Linked DNA regions of Homo sapiens: region 2 is linked to region 1. A link is an interaction called in ENCODE POLR2A ChIA-PET data of the cell type or tissue named here. Cell type or tissue: HepG2. All regions are shown on one strand. Links, peaks and the distances in the headings refer to the core of each region. The heading gives the core; the rest is flanking DNA.

What was found. Peaks named below come from ENCODE experiments on the same cell type or tissue, not always from the same donor. Only the 100,000 strongest peaks of a DNase experiment are listed, where the experiment ranks them.
Region 2: POLR2A ChIA-PET joins it to region 1 with 7 read pairs; 4 of 35 experiments call an interaction of 5 or more read pairs at or near these places.

Annotation. Positions count from the first base shown.
Region 1 is chr22:20,586,114-20,591,423 of GRCh38, forward strand. MED15 (mediator complex subunit 15) reads left to right here. Exons shown (of 18, transcript NM_001003891.3): 18 at 455-1,506. The coding sequence ends at 591. LOC124905084 (a long non-coding RNA gene) reads right to left here and starts at 2,781. Exons shown (of 3, transcript XR_007068013.1): 1 at 2,694-2,781; 2 at 1,716-1,848; 3 at 1,475-1,633. It also overlaps the pseudogene CCDC74BP1. In HepG2, for the core only: a CTCF peak has its summit at 2,482; no DNase peak of the experiment used is centred there.
Region 2 is chr22:20,654,182-20,659,547 of GRCh38, forward strand. It overlaps the pseudogene SLC9A3P2. Among named protein-coding and RNA genes, the nearest start is that of SERPIND1, 120 kb to the right of the region's middle. RefSeq lists enhancers at 1-584, 585-1,213. In HepG2, for the core only: no CTCF peak of the experiment used is centred there; a DNase peak (open chromatin) is centred at 2,920; H3K27me3 peaks cover 793 bases.

The DNA of each region.
Region 1 (5,310 bases), core at 1-5,000:
CATGGCTCAGGGACAGTCCCCGCTCTTCCCAGAGGCCACTAGCTTCCCAGAGGCCACTACCTTGGCAGGGCTGCCAGGTTCCACTGGTAGCTTGGGCACACAGGGCCCAATCTGGGTGCTGTGGCTCCAGAGAGAACCACGGTGGCAGGGGGCAGTCTCTGAGCCCAGAGCTGGCACACAGCAGAGCTGGCACACAGCAGAGCTGGCACACAGTAGAGCCAGGCTGGGTCCCCAAGGTTGTTAGAGGCAGAGCCCTAGATCCTGTTCAGATTTGGTTCTCACTGACGATGAGGCTCTGGGAGGAGAGCCCAAAGGCCGGGCAGCGTGCAGGACACATCACCTCCTGGTGCTTCGGCCCGCGCCTGGGGCTACCCCTTCCCAGAGCACTGCCGGGTGTGCCAGGAGCGAGCGCAGCGCCGGCCGCCTTAGGTTCACGCCCACTGCTCTGTTGCAGACGCCAACCCCTTCCTCCAGTCGGTGCACCGCTGCATGACCTCCAGGCTGCTGCAGCTCCCGGACAAGCACTCGGTCACCGCCTTGCTCAACACCTGGGCCCAGAGCGTCCACCAGGCCTGCCTCTCAGCCGCCTAGCCAAGACTGCAGGGATGGCCCGCAGCCTCATCGGGGCCAAGGACACACGCCTCCTGTCAGACACTTCTAGGTGTTGGCTTCCTTAGAGAGCCTGGGGTTAGGTTAGCTTTCCTGCTTTTATCTTCTGCCTTGGGGACCTGCCAAACGAAATCCCACACCTGTACAGAACTGGGATAGGCGCAGTGGAGCGGGTTGCTTGGGGGGCGTTGGCCGACTTCTTAGAGAAGGCCCTCCATGTGACTTCCTCCCAGGAGCCAGATGCGATCCTCAGGCTGCTCTCACCGTGGCCTGTCCACGGTCCAGGTCCATCTCAGCAGCGTGAGGGTGCACTCAGGGTGTTGTTAGAGCGTCTCGTGTGTGCTAGACGCACCCCTACTCGTTCCTATAGAACACAGAGGACATAGGAAACCCTTAAAACACACATGGGATTCTCTGGTCACAGTTTTGGGTTCAGGCTATGCTGCTTTGGGCAGGTGGAGCACCCCCCGAGGAAGCCTGCAAGTCCAGGGCACAGGCTGCCTTTTGGAGGGAGGGCTGGCCCATAGGTGCTGCTGGCTCCCCGCCACCAGCTGGGCCTCAGCCCTCACGGCATTCCTGCTGAGCACCGTGGGGCACCCAGGGAGCAGGGGCGTCAGGGATCCTGCTGCCGGCACCCCTGTGCCGCTGGCATGAGGGCCGTGTCCCCACTGTGAAGGATGAAGAGCAAGGCCCTCAGGACCCGTGTCCTCAGAGCACCACACACTGAGCACCCAGAGACAGCGGGCCTGGCAGCGGGCCGGGCCATGCAGGGAGCGCCTCCCTATGTTGCCTGCCACTCTGGGCACCGGCCAGCACCCTCTGGTGAGAAGAGGTCCCCCCTTTTTATGTGCACTACCCCACCATCTGTGATTATAATAAATTTATTATTCCTGTGTTTGTCAGTTGTTCATCACTGTGTCCCCTTCTCCATGAATCTGGGCTCGCTGTCCTGTCAGGATGCTGTCAGCCTTGGGGCTGCCTGGGGCCTCTGCCTCCCTTCCAGGAGGGACTTGAGGTGCTGCAGCTGAAAGGCAGGGGCAGGGGTGTGGTGGGGCCTGCGGTGGCACCAGGCTGCCCAGGGCCATCCCCACCACCCAGGGCCTCACCTCTTGGGCCTGCAGAAGGTTGGTATTCCACAGCTGGTGGATGACCACTTACACTGCTGAAGTGTGGTGGGCTTTCGCAGGTGTGGGGACAGGATCATCGGGGAGTGCCATCATCTGCCTGTCCCTGTGCTGGCTGCCCACCCAACAGAAAGCCCTGGCGTTAGAGGCCTCTGCTTCCCTGTCTCTGAAAGTCATTACAGTAGCCAGAAATGACCTGCCCAGGTGGGTCTGAGCATCCAGGCAGCATACTTCCCCCAGGCAGTGCCCAGGCCAGTGTGGGGAACAGGGCCTGGCTCCCTTCTCCCACTGACCAGAGTGCTCTGGGTGCCAGATGGGGGTCTCGGACTGGGGTCTGTCCCTTCCTCCCCTCTGAAGGTGCCCTGAGGGTCAGATGTGCTTCAGTGGGTGACCAGCTAGCTGCCAGGCTGCCCTTAGTCAGGACCCTATACCCAGTGGGGCTTCTTGCTTCAGGGCTGGTCTCAGGGGACGTGCAGAGATGCAGGAGCCTGTCCTGCTGGTTGCACCGCTCAAAATGTGCACTCTGCAATGTCTCAGGGCAGCCCGGCAACTCGGGGAGTACCAGAGCCTGGTCCTGCTCTCCTAGTCCCCTCCAAAGGCAGGCTGTGGCCAGGGGCAGCAGGCACTGACCAGCTCCATTCTAATCAGGCCCAGGAACACAACTCACTTTTCTTGGTAAAAAGATTACTTTGTTTTCTTTTCTCTGAGAAAGTGGTTTAGGGGCTGTTGCTGCCCCCTCTTGTGGGCTCAGGTCAGCACAGGTAATCTGCAGGACTCCAGGGGAGGGGAGGAAGACAGCGCCCACCCAATGGACAGAGTGTGGACAGAGCGTGGCCATTGTCTGCTTTCATGAGCCCTGGAGACAGGATCCTAGAGCAAGGGACACAGCAGTTTGCTGACTGCAGTGTGGGAGCCTAGTAAATGTGGTCCTGGGGCCCTTAGGGTGCAGGCAAACCTTACTTGGACTGCCCTTGCACCCCAGGAACTTTGTCCAGCTTGCTGTTGTGAAGCAGTGGCTCCTCCTCAAGGTCTGCCTTCTGGGGTACCTTAGAGTACCCCAGTGCTTTAGAGTCTTGTTTCTTGAAGGAACCGGCTGGGGCCTGTCCTTTCCTTGAGAGTTGGCTGCAGGTCAGACCCGACAGGGCCAGTCACTGCAGGCACCAACAGCCGCTGCCCAAGTCTTTCAGGATCAGCTGTGTGTGCCCAAGAAGCCCCTGCCTCAGTTGCCTCCTCTGTAAAGGGAAGCCTGCCTTGGAGGGTTCTAGGAGGAATAAATGAGGTTCTGAGGATGAAGCCCATGGGTGGTGCCTGTGAACATTCTAGAACAGTCAATATAGTGGAAGCTGGCTCTGTTTTGGGTAAAATAAAACTGCATGCGAGGCCTGGGACTAAGCCTGCATGGGTTTCCTCTGCAAGGACAACGCCCATGGCACGCCTGGGCTCATCACAGGAACAATAGGGGCCAGGGTTGGGGCCAAGGAAGATGCCTGGTCTCGAGCCACTCCCCGCTCACTCTGCAGAAGATGCCATGAGCCCAGGGCTCCGTGGGCAGTGCCATCCCTCCTGTATCCTGTCTGCTTGTGGAGGGGGACGTGGGCCAAGCAGGGCCTCTGCCAGGCAGCCAGTGTACGTCCTTCCCCCTAGAAGGCCACCCAAGGAGGCCCCTTCTGACCGCTTGCTGTGCTGGCTTGGGGTGCCTGCCATGAGGCCTTGCTGCCCTGCGTTGACAGCCCCTGTGACTGGCCCCCAGTCCTGCCCACCCCACCCTAGGCCCCTCCTGGTGGTTTCAGCTTACAGGGCTCCCTTCAGCTGCCCGTTCACCCCCAAATCCTTGAGGTTGGCCCAGCAGAGGACTTTCAGCTCCCTGGTCAGCACCTCTAGTGACCACCCAGGCTGGGGTCCCTGTGGGGCACTTGCCCCTGTGAGCACATGGAGGACACCAGCCTGCTCACCTGACACCATTTAATTCGAGGTGGAGTTGACAGGCTGGAAGTTGCCACCCGCACACCTGCCTGAGGGAGAAGCCCTCCGTCTGCCTGCAGGCCTGTGTCCTCCCTGCTCTACCCACACTCCACTGAGGCAGCCCCAGACCCACCGCGCGCCCAAGGGAGCAGAGGCCCCGGAAAGGTTGTTTCCTGAGGGGCCATCCAGAAAGCGGGAGGGCTTGGGACCCATGGAGCAGCAGGTCCGGAGGGAGAGCATGGCCTCTTCCCGTGTCCTGTCAGGGTCCCCAGCACTGCAGGGCCACACTTTGCCCAGAACAGCTCACTGGAGTTGCCACCGCAGCTAGGGAAGGGCCTTCACTCAATCCCATTCTCTGTGTCTCCCTAGAAGGGAGAGCCCTGGACAATGCCCCAGCTGGGATGTTCCCAGGCTGGTCCCATTCACCAGTCAGATGTCCTCCTGATGTCAGCCCCGGCCCCAAAGGTAATAGAGTGAGCTCAAGAACTCAACCAGAATCCTGGGCTGGGTGGGGGCCACCATTGGGATGGGGAAGTGCCTTGGACAAGTGGCAGGGAAGCAGGACTCTGGTTACTCCCCCCACCCCCATCCCCACAGTTGTTGCTGAGATGGCAGGAAGGAATCCCTGGATGGGGTGTGCCCGGAGCCCTTCTCCCAGCGTATCAGGAATCAGAGCCACAAGGCTGGAGATCCTAGGCCCAGCCACAGCAGCAATCTGAGGCAAAGACCCAGCAGGGTAGGGGCTGTCCCAGAGTCCCCTCCCATTTCAGGAGCTCTGCTTGGAGGAGGGAAGGTCTGGGAAGCACCCTGTGCCCACCATCACCACTGCACTGACCACAGCCCTTGGGCTTCCTGAGAGCAGCACGTGCTGTGCTTGGCTGTATAACATCGTCCAGCCATGGCTAGGGGCAGCAGCATCTGTCCAGGTCCCTCAGAACCTGTCCTCACTGGGTTGGCATACAGAGGCCAGTGCAGCCAGGTGGGCAAGGACAGTCTGGAGGGGCTCCCCGGGGTGGCAGGAGCTTCCCATCAGGCACGAAAGGGCCCAAGTCTCACCTTTCTCCTGTGACTCATTCATTATGAGCTTGTAATGGGGATCTGAAATCAAGCGCATGCTCTTCTCATCACTTGTGAAGCCACAGCCATTCTAAGAGAAGCAGCTTGGGCTGTCCACTACCCCCTGCTGAACCCCGAGAGTCCTGGCTCGCCACTGGCTGACTGGGCCCTGCCCCACAGGTCCCGCTTTCCACCACACCTTTGCTGTGGGCATGTGAGGGCAGGAATGACCCTGCCTGTTCCCTAGGCAGAGCCCACCCAGCACATCAGCCTCATCCTCCCATCTGACTACAAGACGCCCATGGTGCCAGGCAGGACCTGGGCCCCAGGGGTACAGGGGTGAACTCTGGGAGCCCCTGGCCATGGATGAGCATGGTCAGTGTCATGATCCTGTGGGCATCAGGGACTGGGGAGAGGCTCAAGAAGACATGGGGAAGGGGGATCCTGACATAACAGATGCCTGGTGATGGAATACTTAGCACCTAGGTAAGGCAGCACCAGGGAGCGGGGAGGGAGATGAGGCTGCAGGCACTGGTGCCCTCGCTGGAGCCTCTGCTGA
Region 2 (5,366 bases), core at 290-5,289, 68 kb after region 1:
ACATGTGGTCCCACTTTGACAGGAATTTCCTCAGTGGAGTCCTCATGAGAAGGCTGGCCCAGAAGTCTCCAGAAGGGATCCTCAATGTCTTCCATGCACTGAACCTGAAGGATGCCATCAGCTAAGTGACCAAAGGAGAGTGCCTGAGATCCCTGGCCTTCATCGGCTCCCCAAGTACTGATAACGTGGTAAACGTGGACTTCACACCACGATCGTCCACCATGGTGGCCTCTGTCTCCTACCACCTGAGGGAGAACATCAGCACCGTCTGTCTAGACATTCAGTCCCTGGAGCAGCATGGCAGAGCATTCGGTACGGGGAGGACACGGTCATGCACCACATGCTGCAGCAATACCTGTGCAAGCTGGGGAAGGAGTATATGCATCGCTACAGCCACACCAGCTGAGGACAAGAAGCAGGACCGAGATATCTTCCACAGGTCTATGAGGAAGCACCTGGAATCCTTCAAGTAGACCAAGCTCAGGATCACCCAGAACAAGAAGGCGGCCAAGCTGTACAAGCCAAAGCGTGCCCAGAAACAGAGAACTCCCAAAGCTCTGTACCCGCTCCAGCACAGCTGCACTAATGCCAACCCAGGCCAGGGCCTGGGCCTGAGCGGCCATCCTACACTGCTGAACAAAATGAATTTGCAAAAGTGATACCCCAGGCAAGGCTCCAGGCCCCTCCCAGCCCAGCATCTCTCCCCAGCACGGTGGGGTGCATCCAGAGTGCCAGGACTCAGGGCCTGACCCTGGAGTGGCTGCAGGCCCAGCAAGTGGCCCAGGCTCAAGTGCTATTTTCAGGTCCTTAGCAGTTTGTTGAACTGCTGGGTCACCTCGTGCGCTGCAGGTAAAGTTGCAGGAATGTCTTCTGTTTGCTCAGCACTTGCGATTTAGACTCCTTGAACCAGCACCTGCCCCCTTTCCCTCCCAGTTACCATCCTGCCCTTGCCAGCTTTGGAGGTGGAAGCTCTGGGTGGCTGCCATGCAAATGCCTCTTCTGGATCTGGTATCGCAAGGGGGGATAGAGGGATGAGGCCTGAGGTGACCTTGAGGTCATTTAAATTTTCTAAATTAGACAAAACAATTAAAAAAAAACCATATTCCCATGCCTTTTAAAAATCAAAACCACGTACTGTTTCTTTTCAGTGTAAGCAGTTTTAATTACCTACCAGGTGCAGAGTCTAGGATACAAGACAGAACTGCAGATAAAGTCTCTTTCCAGCATAGCTAGGAGACATGGCTCACTCCACCTGTTCCCAGGCCTCACCTAGAAATCTAATGAATGGCTCCAAACCAGGTAAACTAGATAATTTTCCAAAGTCAAAGAAGCAGTTTATGACATTAAAGCACTTAGCCAATTTAACCTCTGACTTAATTTAGAACAAATGTCTAAATTTTAAAGACTTTTTTACCAATAATTTTAAAACTGTATTTCCCAAAGATTACTGAAGTCATGTGAAATAAAAGGCATGAGAGTGTCTATTCTTCTGACAACATATTTAAGAGGTTTCATTTTCTCTTAATCCAATTAATTAGAGTACCTTCATATAAGCATCACACACACAACACTTCTAGACAGGAGAAGATCTAGCAGTTGTAAGTTTTTCTTTCCCATCTTATGACTTTCTGACTTGTCCTATATTTTGCTCTTTCCTAGTCATTCTACTTTAGGACAAGAATTTGCCATACAAGATGCTCTCTCACATAAAATTTCTTTCCTTCATAACCTATCTTACATAAATATATCTTCATATCCACAACTTTTTCTTTTCTTCTTTTTTTTTTTTTTTTTTTTGGAGATGGGGTTTTGCTCTTGTTGCCCAGGCTGGAGTGCAATGGTGTGATCTGTGCTCACCACAACCTCTGCCTCCCGGGTTCAAGCAATTCTCCTGCCGCAGCCTCCCAAGTAGCTGGGATTACAGGCATGTGCCACAACACCTGGCTAATTTTCTATTTTTAGTAGAGACGGGGTTTCTCCATGTTGGACAGGCTGGTCTCGAACTCCTGACCTCAGGTGATCCGCCTGCCTCGGCCTCCCAAAGTGCTGGAATTACAGGCATGAGCCACCATGCCCAGTTTCCACAACTTTTTTTAGATCTCTCTCCCCTACTAATTTCTGATGCCCACCCAAATCAAAAAGGTCAGATAAAGCAAGGCAAAACAGAGTAGAGCCTTAGATTTTGAGAGGGACCTGTCTGCTTACACTTCTTGAAGTTCCATAAGGAAAACAGACGTTTCTCCTAAAATGGAGTCTATGGCACCTTCTGTTTTTCCTAAGGAGTCCCAGGTTGTCAGGAATTACCTTAGGTCCTCTCATATGAGCATCAAGAGTGGCAAGAAGACAGACTAGGGAAATAATTCAGTCAACTGAGAAGAAAAAGAAAACCTTAGTACTGTTCCCCTTGTAAAGATGGATAAATGGAGGCACCATGCATACTGTACGGAACCCGCCCAGGCAATGCAACCTGGGATAGCATGCCCAACGTGCCCCCGTGGAGAGCAGTGCAGACCCAGATACCACACCTACCCTGCTTCCTTTTCTACCACTCTGGCCATACTCCCACTGTGGGCTGCCCTCCTACCGCTCTCCCCGCTGCAGTCTCCATGGCCACCACCAACCTCAGCTAAGCGAAACACGTTGCCACACGCTCAAGCCTACCGCATCCAGCAGGCGTCTTACCCTTCTCCTTCTCTAAGCTGGGCACCGAACATCAGGGTATGCAGACACAGGAGAGCCCGGTAATGGCCTGATTCCTTGCCCCCTCAGCCGGCTTTATATAGGGAGGTTTTGCAACTGAGTGCCTGGACTACATATTCTGATTGGATGAGAGAAAACGTCTAGGCCTACTCTGATTGGACTTTATTGTCATGTTCTGATTGGTTGCCTTAAGAATTGCTCTCATCCAATCAGAACATGATAATAAAGTCCAATCAGAGTAGGCCTAGAGGTTTTTCTCCCATCCAATCAGAACATGTAGTTCAGGACCCAGTGGTGTAACTTCCCTATATAAAGTATGCTGAGGGGACGTCAGGCCATTGCAGATTCTTTAGTGTTTGCCTCCTCAGCGGCTCTTGCCCGGCTTAGAGGAGGAAGAGGCGAAAGGAAAGACACCTCCCTCACTCTGGCCTAAGGCACCACGGCTCACCTCACTGCTGTGGTTGGTGGTTGCTGCCACGGAGACTGAAGAGCCACCGGAGTAGTAGGAGGGTGGCCCACAGTGCAGGAGCTGCTCAGTGCCCGGCTTAAAGGAGGAAGAGAAGGGGAAGACCCCTGTCCCAAGCTGGAGGCTGGAGCTCTTGGCACCTCGGCTGGCCTCTCTGCGATTGGTGGCTGTAATGAAGACTGCAGCCCCGCCTGAGCATTAAGAAGGAGAAAATAGTTTTTGGGTAAATGGAGGGAGAAAAGAGAGTGGCAGGTGGAAGGAGTACAGAGAGAGTAGTAAAGGGGGGAAAACACGGGGGCGAGCAAGAGGGAGAGGAAGTTTTGCGAAAAGAGAGTGGGGAGAAAAGTTTTTGGGTAGATAGAAGGGGAAAAGAGGGTGGCAAGCAGGAGCCATAAAAGATGGTGGGGAAAAGAGTGGGGGAAAAGTTTTTGGGTAGATGGAGGGGGAAAAGAGGGTGACAAGCAGGAGGGGGGAAGGAGGGTTGGGAAAACGACGGAAAAATAGTTTTGGGGGGCAGATGGAGGGTGAAAAGAGGGTGGCGTGTGGGAGAGGGGCGGGAGTGGGGAAAAGAGGTTGTTGAGCAGGAGCGGGGAGAAGGCTTTGTGAAAAGATGGTGAGGGGGGAAAGACAAGAAAAAGGTTTTTGGGTAGATGGAGGGGGAAAAGAGGGTGGTGAGTAGGAGGGGGCAAGAGTGGTGAGCGAGGGAGACAAGGTTTTCCAAAAAGACCATGGAGGAAAATGTTTTTGGGTAGATGGAGGGGGAAAAGAGGGTGACAAGCGGGAGAAGGAAAAGGGGTGGTGAGAGGGAGGGAGAGAAGGTTCTGCGAAAAGAAGGAAGACAGAAAAGAAAGATGGTGCAGAAACAAAAAACGTGGGTAAAAAGCTTTTGGGCAGATGGAGGGGAAAAAGTGGCAAGTGGGAGGAGAAGAGAGGGTGGCGAGAGGGAGGTAGGGAAGAGGATTGGGAAAAAGATGATGGGGAAAATAGTTTTGGGGTAGATGGAGGGCAAAAAGAGGGTGGCAAGCAGGCTAGGGGAAAGAAGAGGGCGAGCGGGAAGGAGGAAGGGCTTTGTGAAAAGACAGTGGGGAAAAATTTGGGGGGTAGATGGAGGGGGGAAGAGGGTGGCGAGCCGAAGTGGGGAGAAGGCTTTATGAAAAGACAGTGGGGAAACGTTTTTGGATAGATGGAAAAGAGCGTAGCAAGGAGGGGAAAAAAGACGATGGGGAAACAGTTTTTGGGTAGATGGAGGGGGCAAAGAGGGTGGTGAGTAGCAGGAGTAGGAAAAAGGCTTTGGGAAAAGATGGAGGGAAATGTTTTTGGGATGATGGAGGAGCAAAAGGCTAATGAGAGCGGAAGGGGGAAAAAGAGGGTGGGTAAAAACTGTGGGGAAGTTTTTGGGTAGATGGGGAAAAGAGTGGTGAGTGGGAGAGTAGAGAAGGTGTTGTGAAAAGACGGTGGGGAAAAAATGATGGGGAAGAAGTTTTGGGGTAGATGGAGGAAGAAAAAGGATGGCGAGAGGGAGGGGTCCGAAGGCGGTCAGGAAAAGAAGGCAGGGAAATAATGATGGGGGAGAAAGCTTTTGGGTAGATCTTTTTCTGATTTTTAAATCAGATTATTTGCATTTTTGTTTTTGAGTAGTTCTTGTCTTCTTTATATATTTTGTGTATTAACCCCTCGCCTGATGCATAGTTTGCAAATACTTCCATTCTCTGGATTATTTCTTCATTCTATGGATTGCATCCTCTGCTTTGCAGAAGTTTTGAAGTTTAATGTAATTCCATTTGTCTATTTTTGCTTTTTCTGCTTGTGCTTTTGATGTCTATTTGAAAATTCCTTGTCCTAACCAATTTCCTAAAGTATTTTTCCTATGTTTTTTTCTCTAGTAGTTTCATAGTTTCAGATCCTATATTTAAATCTTTATTTTGAGTTGATTTTCTTACATGGTAAGATAACAGTCTAGATTTATTCTTCTACCTGTGGGTGTTGGGTTTTCCTAGCACAGTTTATTGAAGAGATTGTCCTTCCTGAATGTGTGTTCTTGGTGCCTTTGTTAAAATTGAGTTGACTGTAAATGTGTGAATTTATTTCTCAGTTCTCTATTCTGTTTCATTTGTCTATGTGTGTCTGTCTGTCATTTGTCTATGTCTGTCTCTCTGTCTCTCCCCGCCCCCCCCCCTTTTCTTGCCAGTACCATGCTGTT